Regions from separate parts of the Mus musculus genome. Here region 1 is linked to region 2. Evidence: chromatin loops called from intact Hi-C (ENCODE). Cell type or tissue: left cerebral cortex. All regions are shown on one strand.

Region 1 (8,000 bases), 940 kb before region 2:
AAGGAAGAGCATCAGCAAAGCAGGGAAGATAATAAAGTGTAAATCGCCAGGATCCGGCAAGGAAGAGGGGAAAAGGTCCTGCCGGTGGCAATACTAAAGCAGCAGGCTGGAGGCCCATTGTGTGGACACCAGAAAGCTATGGCAGCTTTAACTCGAAGGCAGGCTCTTCAGAGATAAAAGATATAGACACCCCGTAACGTCAGTAATAAAACTTAATACAACTATAAAAGGTGGTGTTTTAAGCAGTAAAAGTCAGGAGGTTGAGGGTGGGACAGACTCAAAAAGTTACCAAAACCATCCACTGAAGACGGTGATTTCAGAACAAATTCAAGTTATGTCAGTAGGAGTGGGACTCCCGATGATTTAGAGGGTTATCCAAAGTTATGAGCACAAATGACATGCGGTCAATCCAAACACAGACAAGTTGGTACCACCAGTATTTTGAACTACAAAAATACCTAGTAAAACACTATTTAGTAGAATACCACATATGAGTTTGTCTGTATTTTTAGACTATATACTCCATTGCACATAGGTTGATTTAGAAGAAGAAAAAAATGGAGGAGACAGGAAAATACCTTATTCACTTCTTTTGGGTCAGGGTCTTTGAAAGTAAGAAATTTGATCTCACAAGACTTGGTCAGAGGCTTATACATGTCCCACGGTTGTCCGTCCACAAGAGCCAGGATGGACTTACTGCAGTACCACTCACTCAGATCTAGGGATGGAAAATTGATTTATGATAGAAATGTGAAAAAATCCACAATGAAAGATTACATGCTTAAGCACTACATTATGAAACAGAACAATTGAAGCAAAATTCTGGGGATTACTTTTGCAGAAATATTATGTATTTATGACATATATATGTGTGTGTGTGTGTGTATACATATATATGTGAATTTTTTTTTAAAAATCCACATGCAAAGTCATTTTTAACAAAATTACCAAAACCTTTAACAATATCTATTAAAGCTAAGTCTAGTCTGAATTTAATCTACAATTAACAAAACAATCTTCAAAGAGCTATAAGCAAATATTTAAAGAGAAACAACGTGAATCCATGGATTGATGTACCCACAATTTAAAAGAAAAGGAAAATATATCTGTCTGAGTCTAGGCTTCTATTTCTGCCATAAAACTCCATAACCAAAAAGTCAGTTGAGGAGGGAAAGGTTTATTCGGCTTATACGTCCAGAATCATAATCCATCACTGGGGAAAGGCCAGCAGGGCTGGGTCCTGAGGGGCAGGAGCTGGTGCAGAAACCACGGAGAGGTGCTGCATACTGGCTTGCTTCTCATGCCTTGCTCAGCCTGCTTTCTTACAGAACCCAGGACCAGCAGCCCAGGATGGCACCACCCACCATGGACTGAGCCCTCCCCAACTGATCATTAATTGAGAAAAATGCCTTACAGCTGGATCTCATAGAGACAGTTGAGGCTCCTTTCTCTCTGATGACGATAGCTTGTGTCGAGATGACACACAAAACCCACCAAGTACAGTATCTGCACACACACACATAAATCTGCTTAAATTAACCTAGAGTCTTGCCCCCAAACCACCTTTCTTCCACTCTCTCATGACACGGACATTTCAAATTAAATAGTATAGTTACCTCTGTAAAATTATAAATGTGAATTGATTGTAAACCAATGACCTCTAATCAGTTCCATTATCTAAGAAAATTCTAACCCTGAATACATATTTTACACATATTCACAAAAATTATCAAACTAGAGTCTGACATATCAATTAGTACATACGTTCCATAACAAAGGTCTTAGAGGTCGTGATGGGGGTGGCTCAGAAACTTCATCTCTGCATATGGTGTGTACAGAGTCCCATTAGGGCCTTAGGCTTGTCTTACTCTCCTCTATAATCCCCTACTGTCTACCACACAGCATGTGCTACGAAATACATGAAAATCAAATGAGTCATTATCACCAGTGCTTGTTTAACTGCCAGAGTGGAGACTGAGTACACATCAGAGCCTTACCTAGAACCAATGCTGTCAATTACCCTAATGGTACTATTACAGAGTCTTTTAAAAAGCTAAACAACAGCCAACCGTGCCTATCTACTATTCGGGAGATATTTCAGTTTAAATATCCTATCTATGGAAGCCCTATCCAAATCCTATCAGTACCTTTACAGCCAACGACCTCTCTAACAATAGAAACAAAACAATTAACGTCAGCATTCACTATACTTATGTTTCCATTCACACATTTAGTACCTATACTAGATAAAACCACAACATGGGACAAGTAGGAAGGAGATGAGACATATACTCGGGGGGAAAAAAAAAACTAAAAAGATAAAGGTAGAATAAATGAAAACTCAAGAAAAAAACAAACCAAAACAAACCAAAAAAACAACCCTCAAAATACTTTAATGAGACCTGCTAGATAAATGCTCCCAGAACATGCATATTACATAGTCATATTCAGACAAACTAGGGAGACAACCTGTACAGCAGAGAAATGCTACGATACCCACCGTACCCACAAAACAAAGGGGACAGTGGGTGGCAAAATGGCTGCAAATAAATTCTACAGCTTCGCCAAGTAATGACAGCATGTTCCCCTCTGCAGTGCTCTGCACAGCGCGTGTAAAATGGTCAACATTGTTCTGCTGCTTACGCATGGCACAACTGTAAGGGGTTGAGATGTTTTTATTCATCACGAAGACAGTGCCGGGATCAGTTTTCCCAACATGCTTAACTTCGATCTTCTCCGTTCGGGGGGTTAACGATAACTGCCTGCTTTTCTCTCTGTTAAACAGATCATTCCGCATTTCTGTCAGCTCCGTGGGTGACAGCTCGGCAGCTGGCGACGTCGCTATAAATCCTATTAAGAAAGCAAAGTACGTAGTTTACTCTGGACCTGTAACAAGTATTGAAAACGGTAGAATTTTGCAGAACATAAGTCAAAAATTCGACTGAGGCAAACTTGAACCACTTTATAATGTTAATAATTTAGGATCCAACAACGAAAAAACAAAAAACAAAAACGCTGGGCTCTGATTTACTCTCACATCACCACCGATTTCCTCAGTGGCGTCCTAAAACCAGACTCGATTGGGAAGGAGAGCAAAGTTGTAGTTGGAAACGGTCTGGAGGGGAGGAGAACGCTCCAGGAAGGCGGAATCCCCGTGTCCAAACGATCAATAGCTAGCATGAGAAATGCTGAACTTTTCTTCCACACCCCAAAGCAAGGGACTTGGCTAGGCAAGCGCGAGTCCTCACTCCCTGGGAGATGGGGACATGTTTGCCGAAGACTGGGGCTCCTAAAACCCCCCACAAGAGCCGCCCATGCCCGCATCCCTTCTCTTTCCCTGATTCCTGCACCCCAGATTGTCTTCCCACACCGGGAACACAAAAAACTCACTCCAGCGAGCCCCGCCGCCCGCGCCGGGCCGCCGAAGAACCAGCCTTCCCACCGCGGTAGCCATGGCTTCCCGAAGTAGCCAAGGTAGCTCGGCGTCCCGGTCCTTCTCGTCCCTCTTCCCCCGGAAACGCGGAACCCGCGGCGGAGGTTCCGTAGGACTGATCAGCTCGGGACCGGATGCTAGGAGCGCGCCGAGCCACGCGGGGGCGCATGCGCGCCTCTCCTTGGATGGCTCACCCTTGGCCGCGCTGCGAGTCTTGTCCTTGGCTCGGGGACGACCGGCTGCCCTGAGGAGTCGCAGAAGTGTCTATTGGACAGAGGAGTCACACAGGCGCCTTTGTCTCACGAGGGTTCCAGATTCCCGGCAGAAAAAAATTAGAGGAGGACTCTTTGCGTTACGTCTTTGACAGTCTGGCCAGCCACGCCGGGTACAACTCTAGAGGGTGGAAATAAAAGAGGTTTGCAAAAGTGAGTTTCAGGTCGGCTGCAGTGGGGCTGAACCCGGTTCACCGTTTAGTCGGCCACGTTCCTGGGCTCTTGGAAACACGTCGTGTTGATTTTGCAAAGAACGTCCTAGAACTCTTTTCCGAATGATCTAGGCACGACTGCACGGAGTAACCGGGAATCTGTGTCTCGTCCCTGGATGTATCCCAGAAACGCAAACCGTGCTTGGCAGCTCAGCAAATATTTGTTATGACGGTTGGTAAAAACACACTGCTACATCTAACGCCTTTGTGGTGCCAGCACGTTCCCGTTGGAGCAGCATTCTTTACTTCTGCAAAGCTGAACCAATGAACCAATATAGTTTTATAAATTTAGTCAGGAATTTTCACATGATCCCTACTTTTAACTTGTGGTGGAGCACACACTGCCACCAGGCGGAAGGGTAAGCTCGGTCACAAATGCTATGTTTTATGCCACACAAATGTGCTGTCTCCTTGGCCCAAATAATACATGTTTACAATTGCATAGGGAAAGTGTTAAGACCTTTCCTCATCTTTAAGGCAAGACATGTAAGTATAAATTTGGATTCAACCATTCAATATTGTACTGGCCTATCTCATGTAAAGTCCTCGGCCGAGAATAGTGACTGATGCCTGCAATCCCTCCTCAAGAAGGCTTAGGTAGGAGCTGGAGAAGCCTTTAGCTACTTAACACACCTTTTCCTAACAATAGAAGTTCTAAATCAACTCTGGAAAAGTGTGCGCGCGTGTGAGCGTGCATGTGTGTTTCTTCCTTAAATGTTCTATGGTTCCCCTGAAAGCTTTCAGCTTCACAGCTTTTAGAGATTGTGTCCATTTCACCCCACCCCGAAAACTATAGTTCACGGCCACATTTAAAACAATCCTCTGGACGTTAGCTTGAGAAAAATTAATCATAAGCACATCTGCACACAGCTGATTGGAGCGTCTACTATCGCAGAAAGTAATTTTGCTGGAAGGATGCCACAGGTGATACTGACCAACAAGTACTGAATATATGCTAATTATAAAACTGTTTATTAACCCACACAACTGCCTTGAATGTCTGCCAAGCAACGTTTGGAGAGTTGGAGAGACCTACCCAAGATAGACTTTTGACCAAGAGTTCCTTCAAAATATGTATAATTTTTTTCCTGCATACCTGTCTATGCTTGCCTGGTGCTAGAGAAGGTCGGAAGAGGGCATCAGATCCCTTGGAAATGAAGTTACAGATGGTTTTGCGCTGCAAGAACAACTGAGCCACTCCTCCTCCTCCTCCTCCTCCTCCTCCTCCTCCTCCTCCTCCCCCCTCCTCCTCCTCCTTCTCTCCCTCCTCCTCCTCTTAGAGACAGGAGTAAAGTCCAAGCTAGCCTTGAACTCAGGATCTGCCCACTTCTGCCTGCTGAGTGCTAAGTCTAAAGGCGTGTACCACCAACCATTAAGGAGGCTCTTGTTGCCCAAATTCATGACAGTTTCCCCCCCACCTTTTTTTTTTAATTTAGCATTCGAAGTATTAGGATTCATTCATTGCAGTACTTTCGTGTCACTAAACATTTCCAATTGTTCCCCTCCCTTCCTTGCTAAACTTGCTGAGTCCTTTCCCCAGATAATCCACTCTTTGCTAACACTGTGATTTGAATTGGTGGGTGTTAGTGGGAACACACTGAAGAACAGACTCAAAGGCACAGTACACTATGAAAAACTTTTAGTAACAACAAGAATTACAATAAGGAATTTGGACATATATACTAGTCCTTTCCCCATGGAGATATGGTGTGCGATGGTTGCAAACAGCAGCTTCCTTGGTAGTGTATGGAGCCTGTTGCCTATATGGGTTGCTCTGAAGGACCTTGGAGGCAATTTCCTGGCAGTTATTCAAGTCTCTGATCTCAATGCTGTCCCATTCTAGGCTCTGGACAGGTATGTGTGATGCCTTTGGGTAACCCTAGTGGCCATGATTCACATTGCCAGGTCGGTTGTTATGTCATTCTGCACCAAGCTGCAGAATATGGGACATCAAGCCTCATGACTGAAGCTCAAGTTCCCTGTCCATCACAAGATCCACATCCCAAAGGAATGAGGTTGCACCAAGTTGAATGCAGATGAGTTTAAGAAATGGTTGATGAGAAGCGGCTCATTCCTGATGGCCATGGTGTCAAATATACATATGGTTTCCTGAACAAGTGGGGAGCCCCGCATATATTTTCACTCTTTTGATCCAAATGCAACATACTAAACGTATGAGTCTGTGCCTGGAAAAGTTGTATGAAGTATCTTAGTGGCGTTCTGGGAGGAACAGAGCTCAGCATGAAGCTGGGGGCAGGCAGAGTTCAGCACGCTAGGATTTTAATCAGCAGAAATGCCTGTGTGTTAGTTAAGGTTTCTATTACTATAATTAAAGATGAGCAAAAGCAACTTTAGGAGGAAGATTCCATCTTACCACTCTCTGGTCACACTCCACTTCTAGAGGAAGTCAAGGCAGGAATCCAAGGCAGGAATGGAAAAGCACTTACTGAAGCAGAAGCCATGAAGGAGTGATGCTTACTGGCTTGCTTGCCCTGGATTGCTCAGTTTGTTTTCTTATATCCATTACTCAAAGGTGGCACCACTGGAAATTGGCTAAACTCTCGTACATCCATTCAATGTTTTACTGGGAGCTGCTCCTGAGAAATGGGATTGTAGCCTCAATGTATACATGGTAATGGGTTTTAGAACTTATTAGACGGCCAAGGATCAACCATAGTACTTATAATTGCAGCTCTATGAAGCACATGAAATAAGCTGAATTTTATAAATCAAGTAATTTAAGGAGCAGGTAATATGAATTTTACATGCCCCTCATAAACACACACACACTTTTTTTCTTTCTTTCTTTTTTTTTTTTTTTTTTTGCATCAAGGCTCTATTTCAATGGTTCATACTGCTGTGAAATAACAAAGAATAAAAAGCAGGTCAAAAAAAGTGTATATTTCCCTCTCTGCTGATCCAGGAAATTAAGCAGTATGGTTCCTCTACTTTCATTCTTTATCAAGTTCTTTGTGATCTGACTTCCCGGGAACCTCCCAGTGTGTGTCAGACGCCTCTGGAAATACAAAAGGCAGTTGAATGGAAAGATGTTCAAAAGCCAATGGATGTAGCCAAGTAGGAGAATACTTGCCTAGCACGCTCATGGCTCCGGGTTTGATCCTAGCACTGCAAAAAGATTTTAAAAAATAATAATAGAACAAAGATGTACAATGCAACTGACTCCTTCAATCCCTCCATTTACAGCAGCCCGTTCTTCCCTAACCCAATAAAAAATCTTGCCAGTTCTTTCTTAATATTAGAGAGGAAACCAAGGGTATAGGCCATCAAGGTATAGTATTGCTTGTTGATAATGTTTTTCTGTTTGTTTTACAAAAGGATAGAATTCATACATACATACATACATATGCATGTGTGTTGTTAAGACTTTTCTAGTCTTCAGTCTTTTTTCTACAACATAATATTTTTATTAATTATTTCATATAATGCATCTTGGTCACATGCTTTCTATTCCCCCCCCCCAGGTTCTTCCAAGTCTTGTGCCTCCCCCAAAATAACAACAACAACAACAAACCCACCAAGACCAATTTGTATTTCCCATTTACTCTTTGGAGCATGTCCAATGACCAGTCCGTTCAAGAAAACTGAGTCCTTCTTCACCATACCACCACCACCAGCTCCACCACCACCACCACCCCTGTCAGAAGCTATCAACTGTGAAGACTGTGAAGAGCTACCCAGTGGGAAATGTGGAGGTTGTCACAGAAGCCTTCGGTGTTTCTCATTCTCAGTTATGAGTCTACAGTCACAGATGCCTCTGCTAAAGAAACCTCCTTGCCAAAGCAGCCGACCGAAGCATGGATCATGGACTTCTTCAAGATCACATCACCTTCATCCTTAAACACAAACAATGCTTATTTAAACTGCTGATGAGTCAATACGTACTGAAAATTACAAATAAAATCACAAATTGGTGCAGATCATGTATCTCACCCCTCCCCCTCAGTTACTGCCCAGTGTGGGGGGGGGGAGGAATCATAAAGGGACTGGTATTTGGCTCAAGGTCATCCAGAATGCTAGTGTGGCATCTGGGTTTCTTGGAAACACTAGGGCATGCCAAAAATG
Region 2 (8,000 bases):
TTCTGGAAGTTGCCTGGTTAAAGGGCGTGTGGTGTTGTGATGGACTAGATGCTTGAGAGGACCAGTGATGTTTGGGAAGAGTATAAATATAAGCCAACACACAGTGGGCAATGCTCTTGCATTTGGTTCGCTTTGCAACCGTTTGCTGGTCATCTTTCAGCTTGGCCGAGGCTGGTCTTCTCTGACAGTGTTCTTGAATTAGTTCACCTTACTTTGTTCATTGATCAATCATGACTTTGTAGAGAGAAACACACTAAAGGACTTAAGGTGGTATTCTGCTTCTTGCCACTTCCACAGACTCATGCAGAGCCTTGTGGTTTCCTCTGGAGCAAGTTGCCACTACTGACTCATGTTTGGTATTTTGCTAGTGGACTGGACTGCTAACAATGGAAATTAAAATTGCCCCCAAAGAACTATTTTCTAAACAGGTCCACAACCTCATTTACTATCAACCTTTCTTTTCCCCTACCTCTGGTGGGTGATGGGATAGAAGAGACATTGATGTATTTAAGAACCATAATTAAAATAGGTTTTGAAAAATATAAAACTTTCCACTCTGCTGATTTTGTAGCCTCCACATCCAGGAGAAGACACCACTCTGGCAGGTCCTGTAGTAGTAGTGGCGGTAGCGCTGGGTACCAGTTGGGGTTGCTCTTGGCTGCTGTTTCTGGAGCGCTTACCTGGGCTTGTTTCTTTTTGCTTCAGCTCTTTCCCTTGCTTTTTATACTGCCATTTCTCATTCCCAAGTTCTTACTAAGTCAGCTGTTATCATCTGCCATATCACCCCCAAAGAAAATCCAATTTGCTGCCTTCGTAAACAATATTGATGTTTCATAAGAACTTATGATTTAGAAGGTAGATAAAATGAATCCATTTCTTCATTTTGATGATAGCTCTACACACTTGCCTTCTATTTCGATGCAAATATTAAACTCTTAAACTTGCTTAATGTATTCTTTTAAAAGTAACCTTATTCAGAAATATTAAGTAAAATGAACCATTTTGAATGCCCTAAGTTCTCAATACTGGAAGGATTGTTATTGCCAAGGAAGGAAAAAGCAGTAAGCAGTAACTGAGGTGAAATGATATGGAAAAATCAAGTGGGCTTCATTTATGTCTGTTATTTGATTTGTATTTGTAGAATTACTCTGATATTTAGTGTGTATGTGCATATATTCTCTCTCTCTCTCTCTCTCTCTCTCTCTCTCTCTCTCTCTCTCTCTCTCGTGTGTGTGTGTGTGTGTGTGTGTGTGTGTGTGTGTTTGGGGAAACTGTGGAGAAGACAGATTTATTCCTTACTTTGTGAGGAATTCTTGGCTAGATTATGTCTTATAGGCTTCTTGGCTGGCAAGCGTGGGGTACCTATGTGGATAACCGTATGGGTCTGTGTGTCTCAGAGACATCTTTAGAGAAGGAAGTCAGTAAAGTGGTGCTAAATCGCTTTGAGAATTGATATAATGCATTGTTATGAAACTCTGATTTTGTCAGATTTTTCCTTTTGTCTTAGATTCTTCTTAGCCAAACACCTAGGATGATGGAAGGGTGGTGAACTGTGGTCTCTATGGAGATATGTTGATATCTGTCTCTTTGTCCCTGAGACAGTAACCTTTGGGAATAGGGTATTCACATATACAATCACGCGAGAACAAGAACACTATATATACTTAATTTTGGTGATCCTTATAAGAGGGAAAACCATGTGAAAACAGAAATGTAGATAGAGTGGCATCGTGCACACAGGCATGACAGGAATGATGTAGCTGCATGCCAGAGGACAGAGGAGTGACAGTCCCCCAGAGCTGGCAGAGGCCAGGCACCAAGGGATTGGGATTATGTAGACATTTTGATTCTTCACTGTGTCTTTGGGCTCCATCTGGAGCTTTAAGCCACCATGTTCATGGTGCTTCTTCCCTGCAACCCGAAAAACTAATTCAGAGAGCTGAAGTCAAACATGAGAAGGGAAAAGACTTGTTTGTGTGCTCTTGTTTTCCACTGTTCTCCTGGGGTTGAGAAGGGCATTTCTCCCATGGTGCCAACAACCTGGAGACTGACTTTGCAAAGCTTTTTAGGACCTGCCAGGGCTCCATCAGGGAGCTCCGAGAAAATGACACCACCATTATATGATTTTAAAGCTATAAAAGATGAGCGTATTAAAGACCCAAGTCTTCGAAATGTTCCTTTCCGTGCGATTATGATACAGCAAGGAAGGCGGTGCTGGTGATAAAGTGGGCTGTTTGTTCTACAAAGGCCTTGTGGAAAACACATGTAAACTCAAGCGCTGTCGGCACATTCTTCTCCCACAAACTGTCTTTTCTGTTAGATGCCTATGGTTCCATCTGTCACACAGGAAATGGCTATCTGTTTTACCGGACCCATTGGATGAGATCGAGGCTAGCGTTCCTGGGGGTTACTTGGGAACCAGTGCTACAACGATCTGATATAGCTTTGAGCACTAGGTGGCATCAGAGAACCTGCACGTGCCCTGGTCTTCAGAGCTTGGAAAGTCCTGGCTGGTTTCATGAGCTCTTCTTCCTTTGCTTTCCTTTTGCCTCCACCTCATTGCGAAGCAGACACTTTGTGGTCTGATGCTCTACGTAGCTGTAGCTAAGGCTGCCAATTCCCAGAGAATCCCAGTTCTCCTGAAGGGCAAGATGAAAGCAGAGATATGTAAGTGCTATGTTTGGGAGATGGGAAGATGTCTCATCTTCAACAGGCTTTTTGAGAAGGGTTACTCCTCGCTTTCCCTGACCCTTCTTGCAAAGCCTGTTGAAGATGAAATGCGCTCTTCCTGGGACATTCTTGATAGTAATAGTGATTAGATTTCGTCAGGAGATAGCCAATATGATTGGCTGCATCTTGCAAATTGTGGTCCCCGGAGCCAGTGTTCTGTGTTCCCGGGACTGGGAACTACATTTGAGGTTATTACGATCTTCCTGTAACTGAGCGCTGACCCACATTGTCAGCGCTGCCGTTACTTTTTGTGGAAACACACACTTCTTCCTAATCATCTCTCCTCATGTGTGGGAGACTAGTCAGCCGGTGCTCATCGCATTGAGATTGCTCAGCGTACATTATCATTTGTTTTCAAGTCATCAGCATCAGCACGGGTCCAACATAGACCTTTTTTTATAAACCTTTGGTTGGGAAGTTGTTTTCTGCTTTGTGTAAACTACAATTTAAAAACATTATTTAAGCGAATGAAGTCATCACGAGACTGAGTTTGAGTTTCCAAAAAATTGTGAAAACATAGGCCCAAGGAGACATATGAATTCTGCTTTTTAGCAGTCAAGTGGAGTACAATAGGAAAAATCTAGACTTCCTGCTTCATTTGCAGCTGCCGCATTTCACATGTTGGTGTATTTCAAAATGTAGGCTTACATAAATCTTTTGTTTGGTGCATTAAATAGTCTAGGATCACAGTTTGGCCATTAAGTTGTTTTTTAAAATGAAGCTCATGTTTTAAAAAGTCACACTCAACTATACTTTGGTAGATTTTACTTACAATTAATATTTTTTAAAGAAACATAATATTCTCTTATATTCCATCCTTTCTCAAATAGTAAGAATGTTTGAATAAAAATAAAGTATCAGTTTTAGTGGTAGCTGATTGTGGGTTAAAAGTGCCATCTAGTGGTTACACAAGGAAGTTCATTTAACTTATAAATGATAGTGTAAATTTCTCCTTTTCACTTCCATACCAGAAAGCAGTACAGTTGTCAGTTGGTGAAATTATCCATCATCTGGATATGGATCCACCAAGACAGCATGCTACAGGGTTTGATGAAGCTATACTTTGTACTATGCTGGACTCAGCAAATGTCATGAAACCATCTGGTTAAATACAATGTAGATGTACAAGACAGGAGGCCAACGGATTTCCCTCTTGCTCATAAACTTTTCCTGAGGGTTTTTTTTTCATGATTGATTAATATATTAAAACCAAACTCCTGTGCAAATAGTAAACAAAAACAGATCTCTCTGTCTCTGTGTCTATCTCTCTATCTCCCTGTCTCTGTCTCTCTGTCTCTGTGTGTGTGTGTGTGTGTGTGTGTGTGTGTGTGTATGTGTGTGTGTGTAGAGATGTGCTTGAATACAGGAAAACAACTCATTTAACTGTTCCTTCAGAGGCTCCTTCCTCATGATCACTTGTCATGATAAATGCAGAAAGGAGGCTCCATCAACCCCTCGGGAGAGATCTTCAGCCTCTGGCTAAGAGCCATGAATGAACCAATGGCAGAATTCCAATCTCACTCAATTTCTCTTGAGCCAGTCATTGGGATGTGTCAAGGTTTCTTCCAGCAGGTTCCCCCTTGCCTTCTTCCCTTCTCTCTCTCTCTCTCTCTCTCTCTCTCTCTCTCTAAGGACAGGCCATCTCTGTATCCTTCTCTCTCTCTCTCTCCCTAAGGACAGGCCATCTCTGTATCCTTCTCTCTCTCTGAGAACAGCCCACCTTGCTGTATAAAACCTGCAGACATAAAACCCAGAATAACATTCAGTCCTAGGGAATGCTTGTGTCAAAGTGATTCCTGTTTCCATTTCTCACTTTATTGTTTTCTGACAACAACTCAAGGTTGAGGTGCCTGGTTCCTTAGCACCTGTGTATCAAAAACTTATGGCTGAGGCTTGGAGGGAAGACTTAGGACATTCTCTCACCTCTCCTCTCTCTTTATGAAGGTCCCAAGAATGTTGCTGGGAGTCTCTGTCTTTGCAAAGACATTACTGAGGCCAGTTTAAGATCTGGAGTACAGGAAGGTAAAGAAGCGCTTTTGACTAACTCTGATTGCTCACTGGCAATGTTGTTAAATAGGTGTCCTATTTAAAAAGCACAGGAGTGGGAAAATTATCAAAGTGGGTAGGCTGAGTAGAAGATTACAGATGAAATGAACTGTGATTTTAAAAAAAACATTACGGTATGAGGCTGGAATGTTTCTCAGTTCATAGGGAACTTGCCCAGCATGGATGAGATCTGGTTCTGTCTCTAGAACCACACAGTCTATTATGGCTCAGGCCTGTAATCCCAGCCCATGGGAGCTAGTTACAGAAGAATCACAGGTTTGAAGCCATCGTTAGTTACCCAGGGATTTCGAGTGGCCATTCTGGGCCACGAGAGTTTCTGTCTCAAAAACAAACAAAACTGCAGTGATTTCTGAGCTTTAAACTTGTCTCTTAGTTATATGTTAAGTACTTTTCAAAGCCACTGCTTGCTTGCTTGCTTTCTTCCTTTCTCTCTTCCTTTCTCTCTCTCTCTCTTTCTTTCTCTCTTTCTTTCTTTCTTTCTTTCTTTCTTTCTTTCTTTCTTTCTTTCTTTCTTCCTTCCTTCCTTCCTTCCTTCCTTCCTTTCTTCCTTTGTTTTTTAAATAAGAATCCCGGTCACACTAACAAGGCCACTGATGGGCAAACAGAGTATGAAACTGGGGCAAAGGGTCGCCACAAACACAGTCATTGTCACAAAGCTGAAATACAGCAGAGGAAGATTGGAATCCAGAATTCTTCTCCCATGAGTTGTCCTGTACTTGGACTCAACATTACTCTAGATTTTGTGATCACAAAGGAAAAGCAGAGTTGCTACACACATTTCAACAAATATCTGAGGCTGGTATGTGTCAGGTCCCATGATGCTCCCAGAGGACAGAGATGGGTAAGTTGGTCCCAGATGTTAATTTTCTCATGAGTGCTTTTCTGACCTTGAACCATGCTGTGAGAAACCTCCGGCTCCATACCCTTCGCCTACCACGCAGTCCCAGCCAACGGGTGTCTAGACAGCACCTACCATCCAGATGCTGCCTGGTGAGCCATGAGGTCACACCACGGGGCAGCTTAGCAGCACTCAGCCTGCTGTGTTGGCAACAGCTCAGGCTTGCTAATTGGGACAGGTGCACAGTGTGATGACAGCAGACCACCCACAGAGTTGTGACACAGCCAGCAAAGGCAAGAGGAACAGAAAGGGAGAAGCAAGGAAACCTGATCTGCAGGCTGGGCGATGATGATTGCCAGAGAAGATTTCGTAGGCAGAGACCCTCGGAGGACGGACGCCTGAGAAGAAAGAGTGACGGTTTTTAGATGGGGATGTTCTTATCTTTAGAGCAAGTGATAGAGGCACAGGAAATGAATCTTTGGAAATATATACAACCACAAGCCTGCTGAAGGATATCATTTGCATATGTGTGTTATCTCTCTCTCTCTCTCTCTCTCTCTCTCTCTCTCTCTCTCTCTCTCATTAATCATAATGTAAGCAATAGATGTTTCCAAAAAGTGTAACAATATTGTTTTGGGGAAGCCTCCTTAATATTGACATTTCAAATAGCTAGATAAGAATTAGTGGTAAAATTAAAGAGCATTTCAATAACTAGTTAAGTGGTGCTTAGCAAAAATGTGAGATAAACCCTCTTAGACACATGTAGAAGTTCTTTAGCTGTCCTTAGATCTTAGCACTATAGGCAAAACTGATCTAATATTGTAAACAGTGGCAGAAAGAATAAGACAAAAATCCCAAGAGTTAAAACAGGGAAAATTATTCAGTCATGGTCAGAGTTTCAGTGAAACAGTGTTCTATTTTTCTTGGGAACTAATGGATCATAATTTGTGCCAAAATGTTTAGCAACTGGTGGGATAGCTAGTATTGATGGCCAGTCAGCTTGACAGGACTCAGAACTGCTGCAGACACAAATCACTGGACACCTTGGTGAGGGAGTTTCTAGACTGAGTTGACTGAGGTGGGCAGACCCACCCTGAGTTTAGGCTGGGGTCCCAGACAGACTCTCCTTTCTGTCCACCACCTCACTCCCGTGACACCCAGGCGAACATAAACCTTTCCTCCATTCAGATGAATCCAGTCTGAGGCTTGATCATAGCAATGAGAAAAGTCACAGCTACACTAGTATTCAATTAAATGCTATAAATGTGTATGTGTGTGTAACGTGCACTTCTGGTAATGTCTGTTAGGCTTTAAGTGAGATTTTAAAATGATGGACATAGAAACACATTGAAATGGTATGCCAGTTATGAAAATGCTGTATTCCTTTACATTATTATGCTAGCTAGGAGTCAACAATATTTATTATCTACATCTTTGCAACTTGGCAACTCAATCTCAAGTGGAGAATTAGATGCTCATTCGCATTTTCTTCCCTCTCAAAAGTTATCAGCCAATCAGAGTTACTTAGAACATGTTACCTAGTCACCTTCTTTTATTGTGGAAGCTTGTACTTGACAATGTACTTGTTATCACAAAAATTCCTAACAGCTACACGGTCTGCCTGGTATGTTGCTGGAATGAAATTTAGATAATATTCATGAGGCCTTTATTATAGACACTTTAGAAATGTTTCATCGTAATTAGCAAAGCTAAAATGATTTCTTAATTCTCTGAATATGTAGGTCTTAATGGTGAAAACCTGAGAGCTCTTTGGTATCTGTTATAATATTAACACTTACATTTGACATGGAAAAAAGAAGTAAAAATTATTTGTCAGTGTATATATTCTGTGTGTGTGTGTGTGTGTGTGTGTGTGTGTGTGTGAGAGAGAGAGAGAGAGAGAGAGAGTGTGTGTGTGTGTGTGAGTGTGTGAAGTTGGGGAAAGGGAGGAGACAGGGATAGAGAGGGAGAGATATGTTCCACATAGATACTCAATCCTATTTTTTCCGAATGTTACCTGTGACAAAGGAGGTTTTCAGGTATGAATAAGTTAAGGTTTTTTATGTGGAAGGGTATTTTGAGCAATTCTGATGGACTGAGTATAATGTCAAGGATCTTTAAAAGACCCCGAGTGAAAACAGGCAGTCAGAAGTTCGTGGAAGGAGGCAAGGCTGTGGCAATGTGAGAGCAGACACCAGCTAAGGAATGCGGGCGCTCACTGAAAGGTGAAGATGGCAACGAAGCAAATTCCTCCCCAGAACCTTCTAGAAGAACCAGCCCTGGGATGGAGTTTGAACTTTTGATCCTTAGTGCAGCAAGAAGTAAATTTTCATTCTTTTACCTCACAGAATTATCACCATTTGTT

The links. Peaks named below come from ENCODE experiments on the same cell type or tissue, not always from the same donor. Only the 100,000 strongest peaks of a DNase experiment are listed, where the experiment ranks them.
Region 1: a loop joins it to region 2, with 13 times the contacts of the local background. A loop is called at or near these places in 7 of 42 quality-filtered maps.

What each region holds. Positions count from the first base shown.
Region 1 is chr16:84,731,764-84,739,763 of GRCm38, forward strand. It overlaps Mrpl39 (mitochondrial ribosomal protein L39), which reads right to left and starts at 3,481. Exons shown (of 10, transcript NM_017404.5): 1 at 3,391-3,481; 2 at 2,644-2,850; 3 at 579-718. The coding sequence starts at 3,454. Gm32202 (predicted gene, 32202) reads right to left here. Exons shown (of 2, transcript NR_168512.1): 2 at 7,320-7,771. It also overlaps the pseudogene Gm26153. In left cerebral cortex, CTCF peaks have their summits at 3,592, 4,249 and 5,775; DNase peaks (open chromatin) are centred at 2,712, 3,542 and 4,012; H3K4me3 peaks cover 1,875 bases; H3K27ac peaks cover 833 bases.
Region 2 is chr16:85,674,767-85,682,766 of GRCm38, forward strand. No RefSeq gene overlaps it. Among named protein-coding and RNA genes, the nearest start is that of Gm52244, 120 kb to the left of the region's middle. In left cerebral cortex, CTCF peaks have their summits at 2,452 (motif pointing right) and 3,628 (motif pointing left); DNase peaks (open chromatin) are centred at 2,450, 2,952, 3,325, 3,656 and 1 more place.